Regions from separate parts of the Homo sapiens genome. Here region 2 is linked to region 1. Evidence: chromatin loops called from intact Hi-C (ENCODE). Cell type or tissue: Caco-2. All regions are shown on one strand.

What was found. A loop is a pair of places that touch in the nucleus more often than their neighbours do. Peaks named below come from ENCODE experiments on the same cell type or tissue, not always from the same donor. Only the 100,000 strongest peaks of a DNase experiment are listed, where the experiment ranks them.
Region 2: it touches region 1 in a loop (5-fold over the local background); 14 of 110 quality-filtered maps call a loop at or near these places.

The regions. Positions count from the first base shown.
Region 1 is chr7:155,813,534-155,818,533 of GRCh38, forward strand. No RefSeq gene overlaps it. Among named protein-coding and RNA genes, the nearest start is that of SHH, 3.6 kb to the left of the region's middle. RefSeq lists enhancers at 1,230-1,873, 2,172-2,673. In Caco-2, a CTCF peak has its summit at 1,889; a DNase peak (open chromatin) is centred at 1,918.
Region 2 is chr7:156,154,280-156,159,279 of GRCh38, forward strand. It overlaps LOC105375602 (a long non-coding RNA gene), which reads left to right. Exons shown (of 3, transcript XR_928249.4): 3 at 3,822-3,888. Among named protein-coding and RNA genes, the nearest start is that of SHH, 340 kb to the left of the region's middle. In Caco-2, no CTCF peak of the experiment used is centred here; a DNase peak (open chromatin) is centred at 2,722.

The DNA.
Region 1 (5,000 bases):
ATAATCACCTCACTTTTTGCAGAAAAAGGAAAAAAACTCAAAAGTCCTAAGTAAACCAGGAAAATAAAATTTGAAGCTCCCTCTCAACCCTGCTTTTCTTTTTTTTTTTAAAAAAAAAAAAACAGATCATGCCCTTCCCCTTCTCAATCGCCATCCCACTCATGTGCAATGATTCCTCTAGCATAGGATTAGAGAGTGAGGGTTATTTACGTGGAGGGGAAATCCTGACCCTGAGGAGTCATCAGATGCTGCAAATGTGGCCCTGTGAAGTTAAACACTCTCCCTTGACCCCGGGCCCTTGGAGTGGAGGGGGAGAGGACCCCTGTGAAGCTCAGCCCTCAAACGATGGAAGTTTCCAGAAGTTCCCTTTGCAGATCAACTTTTTGTGTGTGTGGTGGGGGAGAGAAGGAGAGGAGCATCTTAGGACACATCTGTCTTGGGCATGAGAGGCTGAGCGTTAACAAGACTCGGTGGCCTGGGTGCCTTTGGGGAGGTTGACCCGGGCTCCCCTTCCCGCCTCTCTTTCTTGTTCCTTTCCATGGTTTGTGACGAATCGTGATCCCTGGAGGAGAGCACCGTGGGGGAGCAGCGTCCACTTGACCAGGCCCCGGCAGCCTCCACTGAGCGGAGCTGGAGCTCAGCTGAGCCCAGGGATTCTCCAGGCGGTGTGTCTGCGCTGCCTGTCCCGTTCCCAGTAAAAACAGACACAAAACAGGACCCGTGTTCTCTCCAGAGGAGGCCGGCCTGTTTGATGTGTCTACCTGCACAGCATGTGGATGTCACATCACTGGGTGGTGCCTGGGCTGGACCAGCGACCTGGCCCAGTGGGACATTTGCAAACTTTTGACTGCCCTGCCTTCCACCCTTGGCATCTCCTCTTGCCCCAGTCCCTCCTCCTCCCCCTGTCTTTCCCCGCTACTTACTCCCTTCCAAATGCAGGCAGAAGGCCCCCCACACGGGTTGCCACCCTGGGGCCTGAGAGATTGGGTGTGCAGCCCTGCCGGGAGGTGGCATGTGCACACAGCTCACCTCTGCAAGGGGCAGGGTGGGTGGGGTGTGCTTTTGGAAGCAAAAGCCTGAGCTGCACAGAGTTCCTTGTGGGCACAGCTGGACGTGGGGTGCCCCCAGGTGCGGTCAGCTCCCTCTTAGCAGAGCGCAGGGAGAAGACGTGGCTTGGCATTGAGCTTGGGTGACTCAGGGCATTTCCTGAAACCTCCCTGCCCTAAGGGATGGCGTGAGGCCCCCTCCCTCCCCTCCATCTCCAGACAGCCCTAGACACCCTGGAGAGCACCTCAGGGGCCGCCCCCCTTGTAGACTGGCCGATCCTCCAGAGTGAAATAATGATGGGCCAGAAAGCCTGCCCCCACGCCTAAGTTCAGAGGGCCTGCCCCCTGCATGGGTTGAGGGGAGCTCGGCGCAGAAAGCAATCCCAGTTATAGACCAGGCTGCTGACTGAGCCCCCCAGAGAAGCTGCTGCTCTGCCCTCCCGCCCTTCACTCCCTGTCCTTCCATCCCACCTGCTCCCCACGGCCCAGCACTGCCTTCCCCTCCAGAGGCCAGGTGGCTCTATCTCTTTGCCTTCCCCCCCCCCCCCAGACCATTTGGCCCCCTCCCCGCACCAGCAGAGGCTCCAAACACCAGCCTCCCTGACAAGGCCAGACATCCGGACATGCTGGGGCTCCGTTATTCATCTACCTGGGCTCTGCCTCTCTTCCTTGGGGTCACGCGCATCCCTCCCTCGCTCCTTCCTCCAGCTTTCCCTCCCCCACCCTCCCCCACCTCCACCCCTTGCCCAGCATCCCTGCTGAGGACAGAAGCTGCCTCCTCTTCTGCCCCAGCCCCCAGGCTCCCTCCTGGGCACTGCCCCTGCCCCTCCTTCCGGCCCCTGCCGCTAGATGGCCTCCTCACTCTGCCTTCGGCTCGGGCTTGGCCGGTTTGGGAAATCCCCGCAGTCCCAGGTCGGGAGGCCCGGAAGCCAGGCAGCCTCCTTCGTTCATCCTCCCCTGGTCCCGTCAGCAGTTTCTGCGCCCCCCTCATCCCCTCTTTCCTTTCCCAGATTTGTACCCGCTGGGCTCTGCAGTTATGGAGCCCGCCTGCCTGGCATCTCCAGGTGCTGCCTCTGTTTCTAGTCTCTGGGGTTGGCCTCTAATCTTTCATGTCCTTCTCCCCTTTGATTTTTCTTCCTTATAGTAATTCCACGCAATCTCTTTCCATCCAGCCATCCAGTCTCCACTTCTTTCTGGATTTTCCCTGTTTTGGCCGGTGGAACTTCTGCACTCCAGTTCTCTTGTGATTGCATCCAGGGCCTTTTGAATTTGGGAGGGATTCTGCACCTTAGCCCCCTTTCCCTAACTCCATGGTCCTCCCCATCCCCGGGCCCTGGGGATGTGAGTCTCCAGCTTCCTGGAGGGCTCAGGCTCTGGATAGCCCAGGAAATCCAGCCACACTCTGCACAGCACCCTGATTGTGGCCTGGCTGCAGGTGGATTGAGGCAATGCTGTCCTCTCCGTGCCAAAGCCCAGGAGCTTTGGGGTGGCTGCAGGGCTCTCTGGACTCCTGCAGCCACATCCTCATGGCACCAGCGCTGAGGGCAGGCCCGCTGGGAGGCAGCTGCCAAGACACACAGGGCCTCGGGGGACCATGGCTGGCATGTGGAGCCAGCTACGCTGGGTGCCCACTGTGCAGCGTTTCTCAGTAGTGCTGTGCAGCGGGCACGGGGCCACCCCCAAGCTGCCACAGGCCCCATGACTGTGGGTGCAGCCTGGCTTCTTCCCGGCCTGGGCCACTCTGTGAAGCAGGGTGCAGGAGACACTTTGGTGACTGGGATTCCTGCCCTCATGCCTGTCCGCCTGCACACCAAGCCCCGTGGAGCCCCGTGGAGCCCCGTGGAGCCCCGTGGAGACCCGGCTCACATGCATGAAGGCTGCAGGCTCTGAGAGATGAGGACCCTGCAGTTTCTGGGGACGCTGGAAAGATCACACAGCCAGCTCTGTCGAAGTAGACATCCTAAGGCAGGCGATCAGCTCGGATGTGAACGTGCAGCCTGAACTATGTTGCTGTGTGCCTTTGAGCTGATTTTCTCTCTTTAGACCATTGCCTGCCTTTGTTGAGTCACTTCGTCTTCATTTTAAGTAATGGACACCTCTTCTTAGGTCTAAATAATGCCTCAGGTGTGTGCCTCTGTACAGTTTCAAAGTGCTCTAGCACCGTTGTCAGGGGAGCCTGAAGCTACATTTGGGAGTTGGAAAGGGAGGCACAGTGTGGGCAGGTGGCCTCGTGCCCAGGGAGGAAGGGACCCTGCGTCTGCATGCTGCTCCTTGCACCCCAGCTACCTAGAGATCCTTCCACAAGACCATCATTGCTTCCATCTTGGAGCCTAGTTAAGAGGCAGGTGCCCCAGACAGTTAATGCATTAAACCCTTGCGCACATGGGCCTCACCTGGGGGCTGAGAAAAAGCCGACAGGCCGCGCTGAGGCCTCACTCCCGAGCACTCAAATCAGAATTTCTCCTTTGCTGACTTCCCTGATGGGGATCCCAAAACCCAGGAGCGAACGTGGGAGGGGGAGATGTGGGTGCAACTGCCAGCTCCAAGCCCCCTGCTGCTCCCCCAGCCCGCGGACACTCCCCAGCCTCCGGATGCTCCGTCTGCTTGGCCCCCCAGCCCCTGGACGCTCCCCAGTCCTGCTTGATGCCTGTGTGCCTTGGGTCCCGTCTGCCCGGCTGGGCCTGGCATGGAGCTGCACGCAGAACTTCAGACAGCAGCGGGTGTGCATGTGTGAGCTTTAGATTCTTTCTGGAGAGCGTGTGGAGGGGGTACGGTGAGGGGTGAATGTGACTGGGACACATGCAGTGCCTGGAGGCTGGGGTGCCTCGGAGGATTGAGGATGAAGCTGTGTGTTGGGGCGTGCTGGGGTAGTACTGCCGCGAGCAGTTTTTCCCAGAACTGCCCAAAGCTGGCTCAGCCCACTCCCATTGAAGGAGGGTTCCCTGGCTCAGCCACTCCCATTGGAGGACGGCTCCCTGGCTCAGCCACTCCCACTGGAGGAGGGTTCCCTGGCTCAGCCACTCCCATTGAAGGAGGGTTCCCTGGCTCAGCCACTCCCATTGGAGGACGGCTCCCTGGCTCAGCCACTCCCACTGGAGGAGGGTTCCCTGGCTCAGCCACTCCCATTGGAGGAGGGTTCCCTGGCTCAGCCACTCCCATTGGAGGACGGCTCCCTGGCTCAGCCACTCCCACTGGAGGAGGGTTCCCTGGTTCAGCCACTCCCATTGGAGGAGGGTTCCCTGGCTCAGCCACTCCCATTGGAGGAGGGTTCCCTGGCTGGCTCCATAGCTGCTCTTCTTCCACGAGTGAAGCCACAGAGCCTGTTCTTACCCACTTCCTGCACAAAGGCTGTTTCCTTACAGGAGCAGAGTTAAGCTGAGATCCACCAGGCAGGGCTGGCAGCTGATGCCACAAGTTCCACTGAGAGAATCAGTCACCGAGGCTGCTCCTGTGCCCTGTGCCCTGTGCCCTGTGCCCCTCCCCGCTTCTGCTCTGCCCACTTCCATGCTCCCTTGGGCCACGGAACTGTCATGACTCGGCCTGAGAGCAGTGGGCTCCCATGTCGCCTGGGATCTCCACAGTCAGAGTGCTGGTCTCCAAGGCCCTTCAGGGTTGTATTTTCTAGAGACTTGAACATCCTTGTAGGGTCAGAGATTATCTGGAGATGTCCCCGTGCACTGGGCTGTGGTGAAGGAGGGTTGCGGTCTGTGTGGACTAAGGAGATCCTCAGGGCTCCACCCACAAGCTCCCGGGCAAGCCACGCAGCCCCTCGAGACGTCTGTTTCTTTATCTGCAATGTGGGAGTATGAAGTCGACGATGCCAAAATCAACAGTGCCAACGCCAGAAGCCCTTTCAGCCCTGGGTTCTATGAGCCCCTGGTCTTAGCCTCAGGAGAACTCATGCAACAGTCCCTCTTCAGAGTGAAGAAAACTAAGAATCCACCCGCATCCCAC
Region 2 (5,000 bases), 340 kb after region 1:
CGTAGAACAAGTGGGGACGTCACAGGTGTGGACGTGGTGCGGGTGTAGACGTAGAACAAGTGGGGACGTCACAGGTGTGGACGTGGTGCGGGTGTAGACGTAGAACAAGTGGGGACGTCACAGGTGTGGACGTGGTGCGGGTGTAGACGTAGAACAAGTGGGGACGTCACAGGTGTGGACGTGGTGCGGGTGTAGACGTAGAACAAGTGGGGACGTCACAGGTGTGGACGTGGTGCGGGTGTAGACGTAGAACAAGTGGGGACGTCACAGGTGTGGACGTGGTGCGGGTGTAGACGTAGAACAAGTGGGGACGTCACAGGTGTGGACGTGGTGCGGGTGTAGACGTAGAACAAGTGGGGACGTCACAGGTGTGGACGTGGTGCGGGTGTAGACGTAGAACAAGTGGGGACGTCACAGGTGTGGACGTGGTGCGGGTGTAGACGTAGAACAAGTGGGGACGTCACAGGTGTGGACGTGGTGCGGGTGTAGACGTAGAACAAGTGGGGACGTCACAGGTGTGGACGTGGTGCGGGTGTAGACGTAGAACAAGTGGGGACGTCACAGGTGTGGACGTGGTGCGGGTGTAGACGTAGAACAAGTGGGGACGTCACAGGTGTGGACGTGGTGCGGGTGTAGACGTAGAACAAGTGGGGACGTCACAGGTGTGGACGTGGTGCGGGTGTAGACGTAGAACAAGTGGGGACGTCACAGGTGTGGACGTGGTGCGGGTGTAGACGTAGAACAAGTGGGGACGTCACAGGTGTGGACGTGGTGCGGGTGTAGACGTAGAACAAGTGGGGACGTCACAGGTGTGGACACAATGCGGGTGTAGACGTAGAACAAGTGGGGACGTCACAGGTGTGGACGTGGTGCGGGTGTAGACGTAGAACAAGTGGGGACGTCACAGGTGTGGACACAATGCGGGTGTAGACGTAGAACAAGTGGGGACGTCACAGGTGTGGACGTGGTGCGGGTGTAGACGTAGAACAAGTGGGGACGTCACAGGTGTGGACGTGGTGCGGGTGTAGACGTAGAACAAGTGGGGACGTCACAGGTGTGGACGTGGTGCGGGTGTAGACGTAGAACAAGTGGGGACGTCACAGGTGTGGACGTGGTGCGGGTGTAGACGTAGAACAAGTGGGGACGTCACAGGTGTGGACGTGGTGCGGGTGTAGACGTAGAACAAGTGGGGACGTCACAGGTGTGGACGTGGTGCGGGTGTAGACGTAGAACAAGTGGGGACGTCACAGGTGTGGACGTGGTGCGGGTGTAGACGTAGAACAAGTGGGGACGTCACAGGTGTGGACGTGGTGCGGGTGTAGACGTAGAACAAGTGGGGACGTCACAGGTGTGGACGTGGTGCGGGTGTAGACGTAGAAAAAAAAAAAAAAAAAAAAAAAAAAAAAAAAAAAAAAAAAGTGGTGCGGGTGTAGACATAGAACAAGTGGGGACGTCACAGGTGTGGACGTGGTGCGGGTGTAGACGTAGAACAAGTGGGGACGTCACAGGTGTGGACGTGGTGCGGGTGTAGACGTAGAACAAGTGGGGACGTCACAGGTGTGGACGTGGTGCGGGTGTAGACGTAGAACAAGTGGGGACGTCACAGGTGTGGACACAATGCGGGTGTAGACATAGAACAAGTGGGGACGTCACAGGTGTGGACGTGGTGCGGGTGTAGACGTAGAACAAGTGGGGATGTCACAGGTGTGGACACGGTGCAGGTGTAGGCGTAGGACAAGTGAGAACCTCACAGGTGTGGGTATAGACATAGTCCAGGTGTGGACACAGTGCAGATGTAGACATGGCGCAGGTGTAGACCCAGTACAGGTGTCAACACAATGCAAGTATAGACCGTACAGGGTGGCCACAGTGTGGTGTGAATGCAGTGCATTCTGGACACAGGGCAGGTGTAGACACAGTGTAGGTTTTGGCACCATGCAGGTTGAACATAGTACAGGTGTGGACACGGTCAGGTGCAGACACAATGCATGTGTGTAGTTGCAGGGCTGGATTACGTGGGACTGACCTGGGCGTGTTCCCAGGCCCCTGGCTGTGATATGTGTGTGCTGTGGAGACAGAGAGAGGTTGTTTCCACACTCCTTCCTTCTATGTCTCCATGGCCTTCACCTTCCAGGGGCAGCCATGCCGAAGCTGGTTAAATGGAGGTGTGGGGACGAGAAACATCTGAGTCTGCTGTTGCCTGTGGCCTGAGAATGGCTGAGAGATGAACAATGGTCCTGAGATCTGAGCTGGGCCGTGAGGAGGAGGGTGAATTGCTTGGATTAGGATGCAGATGAGTGCCGGGCAGAGAGCCAGACAGGAGCTAGACACAGAGAGGCCCGTAGATTGCCATTTGTGGATGTCTCTGATTGATTAAACAGAGGGGAAATCAACTGATTTCTTGAGAGCAGAAACTATAATGGATGCTTTAATTTGGGCTCACTGCAAAGCAATTTGCTCCCAAGCTCCAGGCTGGTTGTGGCCACCCTGGGGTGCACGGCTCGCCTCTGTCTCCTCTCTCCTCCCAGGTGGGCTCCTGGCTGGGGATCCAATGCTCTCTCGCTGCCCCCCACTGCCCAGCTCTGCTGCCAACTCACTCCTTCTTCCCAGGCCCCCTCCACCTGGAGTTGTCCTGATTCCACTCCCCTCCCCCGCCTATGCCTCAGGGATCTTGCCTCTGCCAGGGCTGGGCTGACGAATTCATTTGGTCACTTACTGGCAGATCACGGCCTAATGAGCTCCCCCTTCCGGCCCCACGGGATATTTTCATTTCCTCGGAGGATTTGCAGGGCCTTAGCCCAGAGGCTAAGGCATAACGTGGCCTGCAACCCACCTCCCACTCCAGAGATGAGCCCCTGGCCACATCTCGGTGCCACTGGTTCACTGGCCCATAGTGATACAGAGGTGGGCGCTAGGGAGGAGTGGGGACAATGCCAAGAGGAGCAGGGGAGTGCGTGTTCCCTTAGATAGGTGAGCAATGATTACGTGGCAATGAATGACCACCCTGGCACCTCCAGCCGCCCGGCGAGCACTGCTGGCATCCCGTGTGGGACCTGGATGCTACCAGCACGCAGAAGGGGAAAGCCAGGCAGGTGCGGCTGGGGCAGGAGAAGAGCACAGAAAGGAAGATGTTACCTGAGGAACCGGGCTCTGCTGCAAGCCGGGCAGGAGTGTGAGCAAAGACGGAAGGGGAGAGCGGGATGGAGGGAGACCACCGGGCACAGTCAAAGGCATCGCTGTGCAAGGAGGCAGCCTCTGGAGAGCCGGATGCCACAGGGTGTCCTGGGGGAGGTCTGGAGGCTGTGGTGGGGCCCTTGGGAAGAGCACCTGTGTACTCAGGTGAGCAAATGCCCGTGGGGACGGCTTGTGGGGCAACCTCCAAGTACAGCTACCCCTTCCTCTGTCTCAGGAGGAGACGGTGAGCAGCAAGTTCTCAGCTGGTTGACTTCCAGGACTCACTGTTCTCTGCATCACCTGAGAAATTCCTGAGCAAGCTGGCGACCCAGGGCTCTGGCATTTGGAATGAGGGACTGGTGGAGGCCAGGGCAGCAGAGTTTACTGAGATGACAGGCAAATGGCTTGTGCAAGGGTGGAGGTGCCGAGGGGGGGAGGTGAAGGTGGCCTGCCTCTTTGGAAGTGTATTATGGTTGGAGGGGCTCATTGTGTGTGACAGGAGATGGGAGATCTCGCAAAATGGCAGAAGAGCCTCATGAGGCACTCAACTCCTGCCCCACCCGGCAGAGACGAGGGAGCTGGGCTCTAGGTCAGGTCACCAAGCATGGGTTCTTGGGCAAAACCACTTTGTTTCTATCTGTCTGCAGTACCTGAGGACAAGATTAGAGGCAGAAACAGCGTGATCCAAGAGCATGTTCTCTTGAGGCATTTCCCGCTTCAGGAACCCTGAGTTATCCACGACAAGGGAAGATGGGATTTTCTATAGAAGAAAAATACATTTTTTTTTTTTGCAAAATCCACAGCAATAGTAGGTGTCACACGTGTCTACATATCTCTGCATTATTCTGGTGGCCACAGTGCTGACTGGGTGCAGCCACTGCTTCCCTCTCTAGATGTGCGTCTCCAACAAGAACACAATGCCACCTGGAGATGCCTGGCCTCGCAGGCAGAGTCCCCAGTGGGTATCCCTGATGACACAGGGGGACCCCTCCAGGGCCAGCCCATGTTGTCGTTGCTGGTCCATGGAGGTCTCTATATTCATGTCTGTGTTTCTGAGATTGTCAGGAGACAGGAGAGTGTGGGCAGAAATGCCAGGAGTGAGAGCCTAGTCCCGACCCAGACGCAGCCTCCATCCTGGCCTGCAGCCTTCTGTCTTCTCGCCTCGGGCCCCAGACAGTAGGAATTCGTTTGCACCTTTGTTTATCTGTTCACCTATTCTTTCAAACACACAATGTGTTCAGCGTTTCCTATGTGCAATGCCATCATTAATCATTAGATCATTAATTGTTTCTGCCCTGGGGAGGCTTTAATGGACTATACGTTGGGGTATTGGAGCCCTGGACTGGCAAGGACAGTGGCCTTGACGTGTTGGGGGGAATGTTCCTCACGATCATTTCTGTGTGTTAGTGTAGGGGGAGCAAATGTCAGGATGGGGCATAAAATACCTGTGTCATTGTCTAAGGCTGAGTGTCAGGTGAGGCGGAGCCAGGCCTCGGCCCGGCCTCCCTAGATCCCCTCATCTTTCCAGGCCCCCAGCGTGCAGGAGCACCCCTCTCCAAGCTGACTGTGTCCAGTTGCTTTTCCAATCACCGAGTCGGCTTCTATTTGATCACCAGATAAGAATGGGATTAGTACGATTTGGGCTGTTTGAATGATTTTGAACAACCCCAAACAACAACAACCCTGCATGTGGCTTTGAAATAAGCCTTGAATATCATCAGGTGACTGCTGATTACCTGTAGCAACCGCTTATTAACATTGGAAAAGCAAGCCCTCTAGATGCTATCAGCGAGCCTACCGAGGGGATCAGCTGGCTGCCTCACCCT